Regions from separate parts of the Homo sapiens genome. Here region 2 is linked to region 1. Evidence: chromatin contacts called from ENCODE Hi-C data. All regions are on one chromosome and are shown on one strand. Each heading gives the region's core, a stretch centred on a gene start or an enhancer-like site at or near the end of the contact. The rest is flanking DNA. Distances are from core to core; before and after follow the strand shown. Region 1 holds the start of PITX2 (paired like homeodomain 2). Region 2 has its middle 540 kb from the start of MIR297.

Region 1 (5,616 bases), core at 2,994-5,493:
GGTTGAGCAGCTAGAGCTGTGGGTTGGAAAAATGGGTACCATTTGCAGGGACCCAGAGAGGGTGGCTGTTGCTCAATATATCTACAGACTTCCAATTCAGAAAATAATCTTCCCCTTTTGACAAGCCAGAGCTTTTTAAATTCCATTTAGGAAATGGGGAAAAGGACAGCTACAGTGAAGCTTTTAATTTCTGGGTTATTTGGTTCCATAGCTATGAGGGGTGGTGGGTAGTGGACTGTTTTCAGCTTGGTTTGTATGCAGAGAAAAGCCAGATATTGGAGGGGGTGGGGCACTTCTCGGGCAGGATGCAAGGTCTCCATCTGACCTCTGCGCCTTACCAGGAGCTCACACACTCACGCCCATCACGTGGCTCCAAGCTGAGTCCAGGCGGGCCTCGTCCTTGAGCTAGCTTGGGCAGGGCAGGACTCCCACCCGTCTAAGGCCTAACAGCTCAGGGAGATGTCTAATTAAGCCATCTTCTGGGTGAACTCTGAAGACAGACTCTTTCCAAAAGTCAGAGATCACTTGGTTGAGTCCCAGGCCAGATTGATACGGAGAGTTTGGCGGCACAGCCCAACCGCTCACTGCCATGGCCAGAGGGACTTTGCACAACTAACACTGAAGAGTGTGAAATTAAATAAGACTTTAAGACTGGTAATCGGTGGCAAATACCAGCACAAAACACGGCTGACCCCATGTCACACATTTCCCTCCTCTAGGGTCTTTCTTTGAAAGAATAAGCAAGAAACCCCAATCGAGACAACCCCTGATGTCTCCCAGACTCAAAACCTCACGCCGGCACTGGGCTTTCCTTCTTTGCCCCACGTGAGCCATGCAGCACCTCTAGTTTCCCTACCAGGATCCCACCAATGTTCTCCGTATTGGAAATTTCTGTGTTAGAGGCTGAACTCATAGTAATTTCTAAAACCAATTAAGAAGAACTTAGCCAGAGGTCACAGTAATGCTGGAATCACAAAATGCATAAGATTTATTTTCTTCTGGCCCCTTTCTCATCCATGCTGCCTATGCCTGTGCACCCACAAGTCTTATGTACATTAAATCTCCAAAATCAACCACCACCATGCCACAGAGTTTTCACTGGACAGTGTTTCTTAGTTCCCACCACATACCTCCTTTTCCCCATGCAGACTTATCATGTTGGTGTCCTGCCACACAGGGGGCCTGAGAAGAATGTCACCCAATCGCCGCTGCTGTGAGTGTGTAAAGTGATTAGGAGATTAGGAGAATGTTGAAACTCCTGCTGGAAAAATGCAAAGAAAATCCTCACTTTGAGTCAGTTGTTTACAGAGCCAGTGTGTGTGTGCGTGTGTGTGTCTGTAATATAAAATGGATGTGAATATATATATACAAATAGATATGGTTTTGCTTTTACTTTAATCTGAATTATCTAGATAATTGTCTTTATTCACCACTTGACTTCAATGGGTCCACACAAATTAGGACACCTTATCTTTTTAGGCATCTAGGCTGCTGCTGATCCCCAGTGCTTCCAACATCTCGCACACGTTGGCACTATGAGGAGCAGTCACGTGCCCTTGGGTTTTTCAACCACTTTGGAGGCTGATTGAGGTCCTTCATACATGTATATTTGTCGTGATGAAAGTTCCATCGGTAGAGTGGAGCCACCAGAGCTTTTATCAAAATTCTGTGGGTTTATGAGAGATGGGTTTAGAAATCTATATGGCTCTGTGGGGCTTCTCGGCTTTCTAAAATAAGGCATTAACACCCAAGCTTCCAAAAATATTTGCAGCTCTGGGGTTTGAATCTTGAAAAACAAGGAGTGAGGGGCTGTGTATACTAACTACAGTGGAGATTTTTTTCATTCTTTAATGTGATGGAGTCCCTTCATGAAATGAAGCTTTAAGGGGCATGGTATTGTGGGGACCACAGCTATTCTGAGGTTTAAAAGAAGAAACTGGAATATGATTAGTAAACACATTCAGCAGAAAAGAGCTGGATTCTTATTGACTTAGTTATAGGTCATCGGCTGGCAGTGCAATGGGAGGAAATATTTACTTTACACATATACTTTATGATCTTGGGGGAATTAGAGGAAATTCAATAAGAAAACGGCTAGAAACATTTAAAACCCTTATTTAAAAGACTTAAGCAAATTAGAGTCTTATCAGATTAAAAACCACTACAAATGTAAGAGCATTGTCTTCAGTGAAACGCTGTGGGGTCTGAGAAGGAGATTCTCCGCCAAATCTCCGGGATAAAATGCGTCATTTAAGCACCAGATAATGAGCAGAATGTAAATTAATTTAACCTTCTTTACCAACAGGCTGCTAGTGTAATGTGTATAATTTAGTGATAAGATTGCAGGACCTAATATAGCTGGATGTATGAGCCTCAGCTAATGCAGACCTGTCACATGAGGATGTGTTTTACTCTGAGCAGGTGTCTGTATGTGTGGAATGGGGTAAAGTGGAATAAAAGGTTAAAAGCAGAAATGCTGATTTAAAGCTTACTATGAAGAAATTCCTCCCTTGCAGCTAAATTATTCTTAAAGTGGGATGATACTGGTGAAGAAAGACTGAAAAACAATTCTCATGTGCGTCTTTGGACTGCAAGTTTAAAATGGGGAGGAGTTGCAGATAGGGTTTGGGGGTGGTCAGGGCAAAGGAGAGACACATAAGTTGCAAATATATTTGTAGTCTGCTTCATCCACTTTGTTCCACATCGAATAAGTTTCCCAATCTTGTGAACAAGGACAAGGAGGGAGTGTTTTAAAGATACTTCATGCTGGCATTGCAAATCATTGACTGTAATGTCAAACAAATACACATTCAGAGATGATAACACTAACTCCATAGTAAAACAATCGCCCATGCAGAAACCCAGAGGAGATTAGTTTGTCCTCTCCAGCTGACCTATGCTGGGGGACAAAAGGACTTTCAAAAATTATTTTGAATATGTTTGGATTTCTTTCTTTAATTTCTTTGGAAATTAAATTTGCTTGGAAACAGTGCTATAAAGAGTTGATGTCTCCAAAGGTGATTTTTTTTGTTTTATATAAATAAGGTTTTGCTTTTGCTAGTTGAGCGCAGTTCTAGGCTTTTCGCCCTTAGCTCACACACACCCCTTCTGCCTGCTTGGACTTTAATGGCTCAAGACAGCCTTGAGCTCACTGGGAAAAGAAAATGACTGTTAAAAATTATCCTTGAAATTGGTTATTTGGCAACATTCTTAATTGTATGGAAATTCATTAAGGCATATTTCATATATAATTAGCTCAAGGTTGTTGATTCTACAGGCTTTATGGATTTAAATCTGATTGATAATAAAGTAAACAAGAGAGTCGAATTTAAAGCGTGGCTCTCTCGGGTTAGGACGAGCTTAATACAGTGTACAAGGAATTTGAAAGATCTAGGATATGTGTCTTAATCAACGTTAAGTAGAATGGATAAGCTTTCAGCATTTTGAAAACGCTGGGTTAGGGTTTCTCTTCTATTGTGTGTTTTCTGTCTGGGGACTAATAAGCATCACAGAGAACGTGATCTGAGGCGACTTTTTATTCTTGTATAAATCCAGAGTGAACCACCAAACAGTTGTTCGTTTAAAGTCAAGGTAATTTTCTTTTGACGGGTCCATTTGCTTCTCGATTTCTAATTTATTAGCCTGCCTTTTCAGGGCTCTGTCTTCTTTGCAATTAAAGCTTCTTCAGATTAGCGCAGCATTCACTTGACAGGCTGTTTGGAAAATTTAAGATCGGAGAGGTGATTTGTTGCTGTTTTTCAAATTTTCTAGTTTTAAGTAACGTGTCTCCTTTTTATATGGGGTGGGGGATTGGAAATGGATGTAGTGAGACACAAAGAGTGGGTGTCTTGTTGATCCTTGTACCTTTCTCTTCTTGACCATTCCACTCTCTTCTCCCAAGCCTTCGACTCCTAGCCTCATCTCTTCACCTTTGGGTTCGTACTAAAAGCCGGATCGCCTTGGGCTGGGCAGGAGCTGAATTCCCGGGAGCTTGCCTGTGTAGACCCAGTGCGCACGGCGAGGCAGTAGCCCGGCCCCGCACTGCTGATAGGTGCAGGCAGGACAGTCCCTCCACCGCGGCTCGGGGCGTCCTGATTGGTGCGGAGCCACGTCAGTCGCACCCGGAGAAGGGTCTGGGAGGAGGCGGAGGCGGAGAGGGCTGGGGAGGGCCGCGGCGGAGTGACGTCTCGGCACCAGGAAGCCCGCCTCTGGTTTTAAGATGTTAGGCCAACAGGGAAGCGCGGAGCCGCAGATCTGGTCCGTCGCTCGCCTGGGTGCCTGGAGCTGAGCTGCGGCAAGGCCCGGCTCCTGTTCGACCGCCCGAGGGGTGTGCGTGTGCGCGTTGCGGAGGGTGCGCTCAGAGGGCCGCGTCGTGGCTGCAGCGGCTGCTGCCGCCGCAGGGGATCTAATATCACCTACCTGTCCCTGTCACTCTTGACACTTCTCTGTCAGGGCTGCCGCGTGGGGGGGGGGCGGGCAGAGCGCGGTCGGCGTTAGCTTTCCTTATTGGAGGGGTTCTTGGGGGAGGGAGGGAGAGAAGAAGGGGGTCTTTGCCCACTCTTGTTTCGCTTTGGAGCTTGGAAGCCTGCTCCCTAAAGACGCTCTGAGTGGTGCCCTTCTGCCCACATCCCATGTCTTCGTTTGCCCGCTGACTTTCCGTCTCCGGACTTTTTCGCTTGAGCCTTCCGGAGGAGACGGGGGCAGCTTGGCTTGAGAACTCGGCGGGGGTTGCGTCCCCTGGCTCTCCCCGCAGCGGGGAAACTCCGCGCCTAGAGCGCGACCCGGAGCGGGCAGCGGCGGCTACGGGGGCTCGGCGGGGCAGTAGCCAAGGACTAGTAGAGCGTCGCGCTCCCTCGTCCATGAACTGCATGAAAGGCCCGCTTCACTTGGAGCACCGAGCAGCGGGGACCAAGCTGTCGGCCGTCTCCTCATCTTCCTGTCACCATCCCCAGCCGTTAGCCATGGCTTCGGTTCTGGCTCCCGGTCAGCCCCGGTCGCTGGACTCCTCCAAGCACAGGCTGGAGGTGCACACCATCTCCGACACCTCCAGCCCGGAGGCCGCAGGTAAGGCGCCGCGCCGCCCTGCAGACATTCCCGCTCAGCTGCTCTGCGCCACCCGCTCCCTCTCGCCCCAAGGAAGTCAGCCCCTCCGGGGGGAGGCGTGGTGGGAGTGGTCGTTCGCCTGGCTCCCCGCAGAACTTCCGGGAGCCGGAATTTTGACTACCCCGCATCCCTTTAGTTCTCCCTCGACCGGCCCGGCTCCTGGGGCGCTAAGGGCGCGAGCAATTCTGCCGCCCTCTCTATTCGTACCCTGGCCTCCCTTCTGTTTCCTGGGTCACAAAAATCCCAGCATCTTGATTCGAGGACCTTCAGAGGCCGCCGACCTCTGTCCCTGTTTTCCTCTCGGCTTTCAGCTCCCGAGGAGCTCCACTCGTTAGGAAATTGCCTGAAACCACTCAGAAATGCCCTTCGCGAAGAGGCATTTTTTTTTTTTTTTTGGGAAAGGGCCGGCGAACTTCGGTGCCCAACCGAATCCCCACATCTTTTCCTAGCCTTCCCAAACCGCATGGAAATCTGAGCTTTCTGCGAGGGGGAGGGGGGTCTGTAAACCACGCG
Region 2 (5,849 bases), core at 932-3,431, 780 kb before region 1:
CTTCAGTTTGGTACCAAAACCAACAAGATGACTAGTAGCATGACATTGGCAGAGGGAGGTGAGCCTGACACAGGATTTCTGCCTTCTTTGAACTTTAGAAGGTTAGCTGGTACCCAGAAATACCAATTAGCCTCCTTGAAGGAACACAAAATTGTTAGGTTGGCTTGGCACTAGTGGAGCCAAGGAGCATAATGATCAGGGACTTGGAGACTAGATATGAGTGGCCAGGGCCATTAAGTTGAATGGTTGGTACTAGCATAAAACCCTGAGAGTAAAGACGGAGCCCCTCTTTAATAAACACAAGTACAAGGGCAGAAAGAAATGAGATACACAAATTAGCACAGATCAAAAGCCACTGGGAAAATGAGGCCTTTCCTCTCAACAGCCAGAAAAGCATTAAATCTCCCAGTCACCCTCTTGTCATCCAGAGAAAATCAGTGGGCATGAGCGTGGAGGAAGTATATGGAAATTCAAAAAAACAAAAGCATTTACCACAAAGATACCATATCTTTTGATGGAATATTAAATAAGAAAAATTAAAATAAAATACAGTTGACCCTTGAATGAGAGATGGCTTTGAATTGTGTAGGTCCACTTGTAAGTGGATTGTTTTCAATAGAAGTTATACCTAGTGTGCCTGCCTCTGACTCCCCTTCTGCCTTTTCCACCTCTTCTGTCTCTGCCAACCCGAGACAACATGACCAACCCCTCCTCTTCCTGCTCCTTCTCAGCCTACTCAACATGAAGATGATGAGAAGGAAGATTTTTATGGTGATCCACTTCCACTTAATAAATAGTAAATATATTTTCTCTTTCTTTGGATTTTCTTAACATTTTCTTTTCTCTAGCTTACTTTAAGAATATACTATATAATACACATAACATACAAAATATGTGTTAATCTACTATGTTATCAGCAAGGCTTCTTGTCCACACTAGGCTATTAGTAGTTAAGTTTTGAGGGAGTCCAAAGTTGTACACAGATTTTTTTTTACTGCAAAAACAGTAAAAAATGTGGGGTTTAGGCACCCCTAAACCCCATATTGTTCAAGAGTCAGCTGTACTGTTACTGGCAACTTAACTTATCCCTACATTTATTTCCTACGGCTCAGCAGCAAAGGAAATAGGAAAATAGATCAGTTACATAAAATAAAGTTATTTCCCATCTGTGTAGCAAAGTATAAATATGTAACCCTGATGCAGATATGTATATCTCTCAGTTGTCCGTGTTTGTGTGGATGTGAAACAAATATAACTCACTATTTTCAATTTATAAAATATCACAATTTTTCCATGCTAATAGCTTTATGTCTGTATAATAATATATTAAATGTACCATAACTTATTTAATCAGTCCTCTTTTATTATGCATTTCTATTGTTTACTTTTTTTATAAATGTGCACATTCTAAAATTAGCATTTTTCAAAAGCAAAATGAGGTGGTCTTTTTCACAATATGAAAGGATTAGATGCCTAAAATCTCCTTATTTGAAATAATGATTAATTTTTAGCACTGTGGTATAAATACAGATTGTCATAGTAGGACCCCATATTTATATTGACCTTCAACTGCTTGCTCAGGAATGCCTGGAATAAAACACCCTCTCAGAACGTTAGAAAGTAGTATCATTGGACAGGGCCTAGCACAGACATAGATAACATTCTACTTCACCATAATAGCAGAAATACTGTCACATTAAAGATGTATTTTAGCAATAAAGAGGATGGGTAATTGAAAATAAGATGCAGGTAATTACCAGAAAAATAAAAGAGTAGTATGTGTAAAGATGAAAGTGGAGGATTTGCTATTGGTGCCTTTATAGGATAATTTTTAGATCATACTTCCAATAGCTAAAATAATGGGGAAATAAATGATTCAGGGAAAACTTGTTTATATACACATAATTTCTGTGCTTCAGTTTGAAAGAGGAGATGCCTTTTGTCCAAGTTTATTTTTGTCATTTTCTTCTATTACATTGCGTATCAACTGTCCTAATTTACCCCAGAGATAGTCAGTGCTCACACGGGAAGCATTGCTTTGATTCATGCACTTTAATTCTCATTAAAGCAAGTGTAAGTTTGGTTATGGCACGTTGCTTTGAAAGCAGTTGGGATGGTGAGGGACAATGAGAGAGTGTGTAAAAGAAACAACTGGTTCATATTCTGGGAACACTGCCAGCATTTGATTCAAAACCAGAACAAGTGCTGGCTGTCAGCTGAATCTGTGCTTAAAATAAAAGAAGGCCCATAAGAGCCTAGATTAACAGAAAGAAGGAACAATCTAATGCCGAAATCTTAGTACAAGTAGCTGAAGGTGGTGGGTGCTATCCCTACATTTTTTGTGGCTTTAAATTTGATTGCAGATGATTTAGCTGATAAAATAGGATATAAGATTCTCACATCCCAAGTGTCTTATGAAATATTTAATTAATGGTATTTATGGAAACTGTGAATTTATGAAAACCAAAAAAGATCACAAAGACAATTATAATAAAATATATAAAGCAAGTTCAGAAATGGGTGCCAAGCCATGTTTCATGTTACCTTACGGCATATGAAATTGATGAATTATAGGTGGCCATTAAAAACATATTTAAATTTTCCCATAACTTCATTAATTCTGATGTTTGAAATTTAAGACATGAGCTGAGCTCAAGTTCCTGTATATACTCTTCAGTAAAAAATCAGTTTGTCACACCAATTAGCTTTACTATAAACCTGTAAAGGGAATAATTAATTCATACACGATAAAAAATTATTTTAAATATTTTACATAGCAGATATATAAAAATTGAGATAATTACAAATAATTATATGGATACATGAAAACAGGCATAGGAGAATACCTGCTTGACCATAGCTTGCTAGATCCTTTTGGGTTGTTAGGTATACATATTTGGAAATAGTAGTTATGCATTTCTTTACAAATATTATATAATGTTCCTTTATTCAGGTGGTCTCCCTCACCTAATTCCAGCTAGTGAAGTTTTACTATGTCAGCTATTCTGCATTATTTGATTTCACAGGCCTTCAAAGGTACAGTGAGGAGAAATCACCTTGAGCCCTTTATTACCAAAGAAAGTAATGAGAAGAGTCAACCCTTCTTATTCTTTAGGGACATATTAGATGATTCATATATTCAATGATTCAAACTAGCTTGTGGGTGGGTGGGAAATCCCACACAATTCAGCCATCACAAAGTTGACCAAAATGCAGAATTGCTTTGTACTGTTCTGCTTTAAATAAATACAGATAATTAAATAAACCTTTGCAGCAGTAGAATAAAGCATAAATCCTAACTTTACCCAGCCAAAGGCTGTCTTGGCCACCAGCCAGAAGCCAGAGGGCCAGAGCTAATTTGCATAAAATTGAACAGATTGCTGCAGCTGCCGTCCTTATTAATACCAAGACGTAATCATAATCAGGAGACATTCCATCCGCAGCAGAGCCACCTCCTGTGCAGTGCCACCCATTGCTTTGTGGGACCTATAGTCACTGATATGTGATCTCACTTTAAAGGAAAAAACTATTTATAAAAAAGACAAAAAACAATTTTTTTTCAATTGTTTAAAAAAAAAAACAACAAAAACTCTAGCCCATTCGCTGAGCAGACTCACCAAATGGTTTTTCCTTTAACTTAATACAAAACATTAAGTTAAAGATATTTCTGTACTTCATCTCTACTTGGGTAAAATCGGTGTGTGGAAATAAGTAAAACCATGTATTTCAAATTTTCTTCAAAGAAATTATGATGAACTTCTTGCAACTTAATTTTTGACACGTCTGCAAAGTATTATTTATGATACAGTGACTGCTACCAGTTGCTGATGATGTCACACTTGGCTTTTTACATTCTGTCACCCTGATTTCAACTCCAGGAAACTCTACACAGCAGTGAAATGCAGAAAGATGTCAAAAAGCATGTGCTATGACTTATCACGCCCAAAACATGCTGAGAACACAGACACTATGTAATGCCTGATAGAGTGCTTTTGCATCAGGATATCAACAGCTCTCTCTTTGTCAGTAGTACTAAATGAATTGGAAGATTGCTGTTCTACAGTTTCTCAGTCAGAAGGGCTGTCAGCAGCTTCACGAAGGCCATCTGGGGAAAACAAACTCTTGGCCCGTATAAAGATGATGTAACATACAAGGAGCACTGGCAAAGACGGAGTGGATTATATTAAAAACCTATCATATTTGTTAGCTAACTGCGGATGACAGCATTGGAGTGTACAATAAAAAGCTTTTATGGTGCTCTGAAAATCCTGAGTTTGCTGCACAGGAATACATATTGAGCTCATCTACTGGTCTGGGACACAGTAGAATTAAAGTGTTGTTCTTCTCTGATCATTACTTCGAATTTATATATATATATATACATTTAAAACCCTAAATGCCCATTTAGCACCCAATTTTGCAGGTAAGGTTTAAGATTGGGTCTACACCCATTTCCCTATCCCTATTATTTTAGTATGATTGACTGCGTGTAGAATTATATATTCATCACCACAGAATTCCCAGTGTGCAGAGAGCTATATCTATATGCTAATCCCTAAACCAAGGATTAGGGATTTCTTTTTTTTTCAGTCATGCTCAGATAAATGATTAAAATATAATATACAATCCATATCCTATTAGACAGAAATAAAATATATAATTTTTTTCTTTTTCCACTCAACGTCATTCATTTCTATGTCCTCTATCATCTATGAATAATTCTTAACCCTACATCTACCATTTAAATTTTACTTTTTACATTTCATATGCTTGTTTTTATTTTAGTGTTGGAATTTCTATATGAATGTCATGGAAACATATCAAATGTAGAATGATTTCTTGAAACTCTACCTTGAGTTCAAATGATATCTCTATGTTCTAAGTTTTTTCCTTAATTTCTACATTTAAGCCTGTCTAAAATTCTATGGTCCTTGCTCTGGCATTTAAATGGTGCAAATCCTATGTCTCCACTTATGTTTATTTTCAGGAAACTTGCTCACTTCTCTTTGATGCCTTTCTAACTTGATTATACCTGTCTCTGGCTGTGTCTTCTTCTCAAACCCACTGCTGAGCTTTACCTTGAAAACTTTTAAACAACTATAAGCTGTCCTTGTACTTCTGGCTTTCCTCTTCCCAGTTGCCTGGGGTAGAACAATACATTATAGTTTTAGCTTAGACCCTAAGGCTTCTCAACCCATCACTAGTCCTCTGGTTCCTGAAGGGAAGCCCCTCAGGATACCTAAGAGAAAGAATCTGTGAAAGAATGAAGATCAAGCATTAATTCACGGTGCTACTATTGGAAGTTCTGTTCTGATAACAAAAAAAAGTGTTAAAAGGCTCTCGAAGCCATTTGTCAATGTGTCTTCATTCACTTATTTGGGTCTGATTTTTGTTTTTGTTGTTCATTTTATGTTCTAATTCTCTCTTTGGAACTACCTGTGGTTGACATGATGAGACAAGCCTGGGAATGATTACCATTCAGGACAGGTTTCCACTTTGAGACATTTTAAGTGTAAATCCAAATAAAGGCATAGTCATGTAAGCAGATTAGGCCTACCATTAATGCAGGCAAAAAGAATCCCATTGGTTCAGACATGTCATATGGTAGGTTTCCACATAAGGGTTTAAACCTAATCTGATCCAGTGACAAGTAACAACCGTAGCTGGCCTTGTTTTTATGCATGTATCTCCATCAGAAAATTCAAAGGTGTGATGGAAATTATGCCAAACAGTCTACATGGATTAAAGAATTTGGCAATTCTCATACTAGCAATAGTTATCAGAGCTAGATAGTCTCTTGATCAGTGCAAAATCAAGATGGTGTTTTGATTAGGTCTCCCCTGAAACAC

The links. Hi-C counts contacts between places; a loop is a spot of excess contacts on that map. Pooled maps may share reads with other maps.
Region 2: a loop to region 1 is called in a pooled map of left cardiac atrium, with 3 times the contacts of the local background. The contact joins the enhancer-like site here to the promoter of PITX2 in region 1. A Hi-C loop is called at or near these places in 3 of 50 pooled maps.

Annotation. Positions count from the first base shown.
Region 1 is chr4:110,621,704-110,627,319 of GRCh38, reverse strand. It overlaps PITX2 (paired like homeodomain 2), which reads left to right and starts at 4,243. Exons shown (of 3, transcript NM_000325.6): 1 at 4,243-5,064. The coding sequence starts at 4,860. RefSeq lists enhancers at 1-369, 370-871 and a silencer at 4,183-4,272.
Region 2 is chr4:111,397,248-111,403,096 of GRCh38, reverse strand. No RefSeq gene overlaps it. Among named protein-coding and RNA genes, the nearest start is that of MIR297, 540 kb to the right of the region's middle. Within about 2 kb of position 2,181, at least 3 of the 41 ENCODE cell types and tissues checked have a DNase peak (open chromatin) inside an H3K27ac peak, as active enhancers do.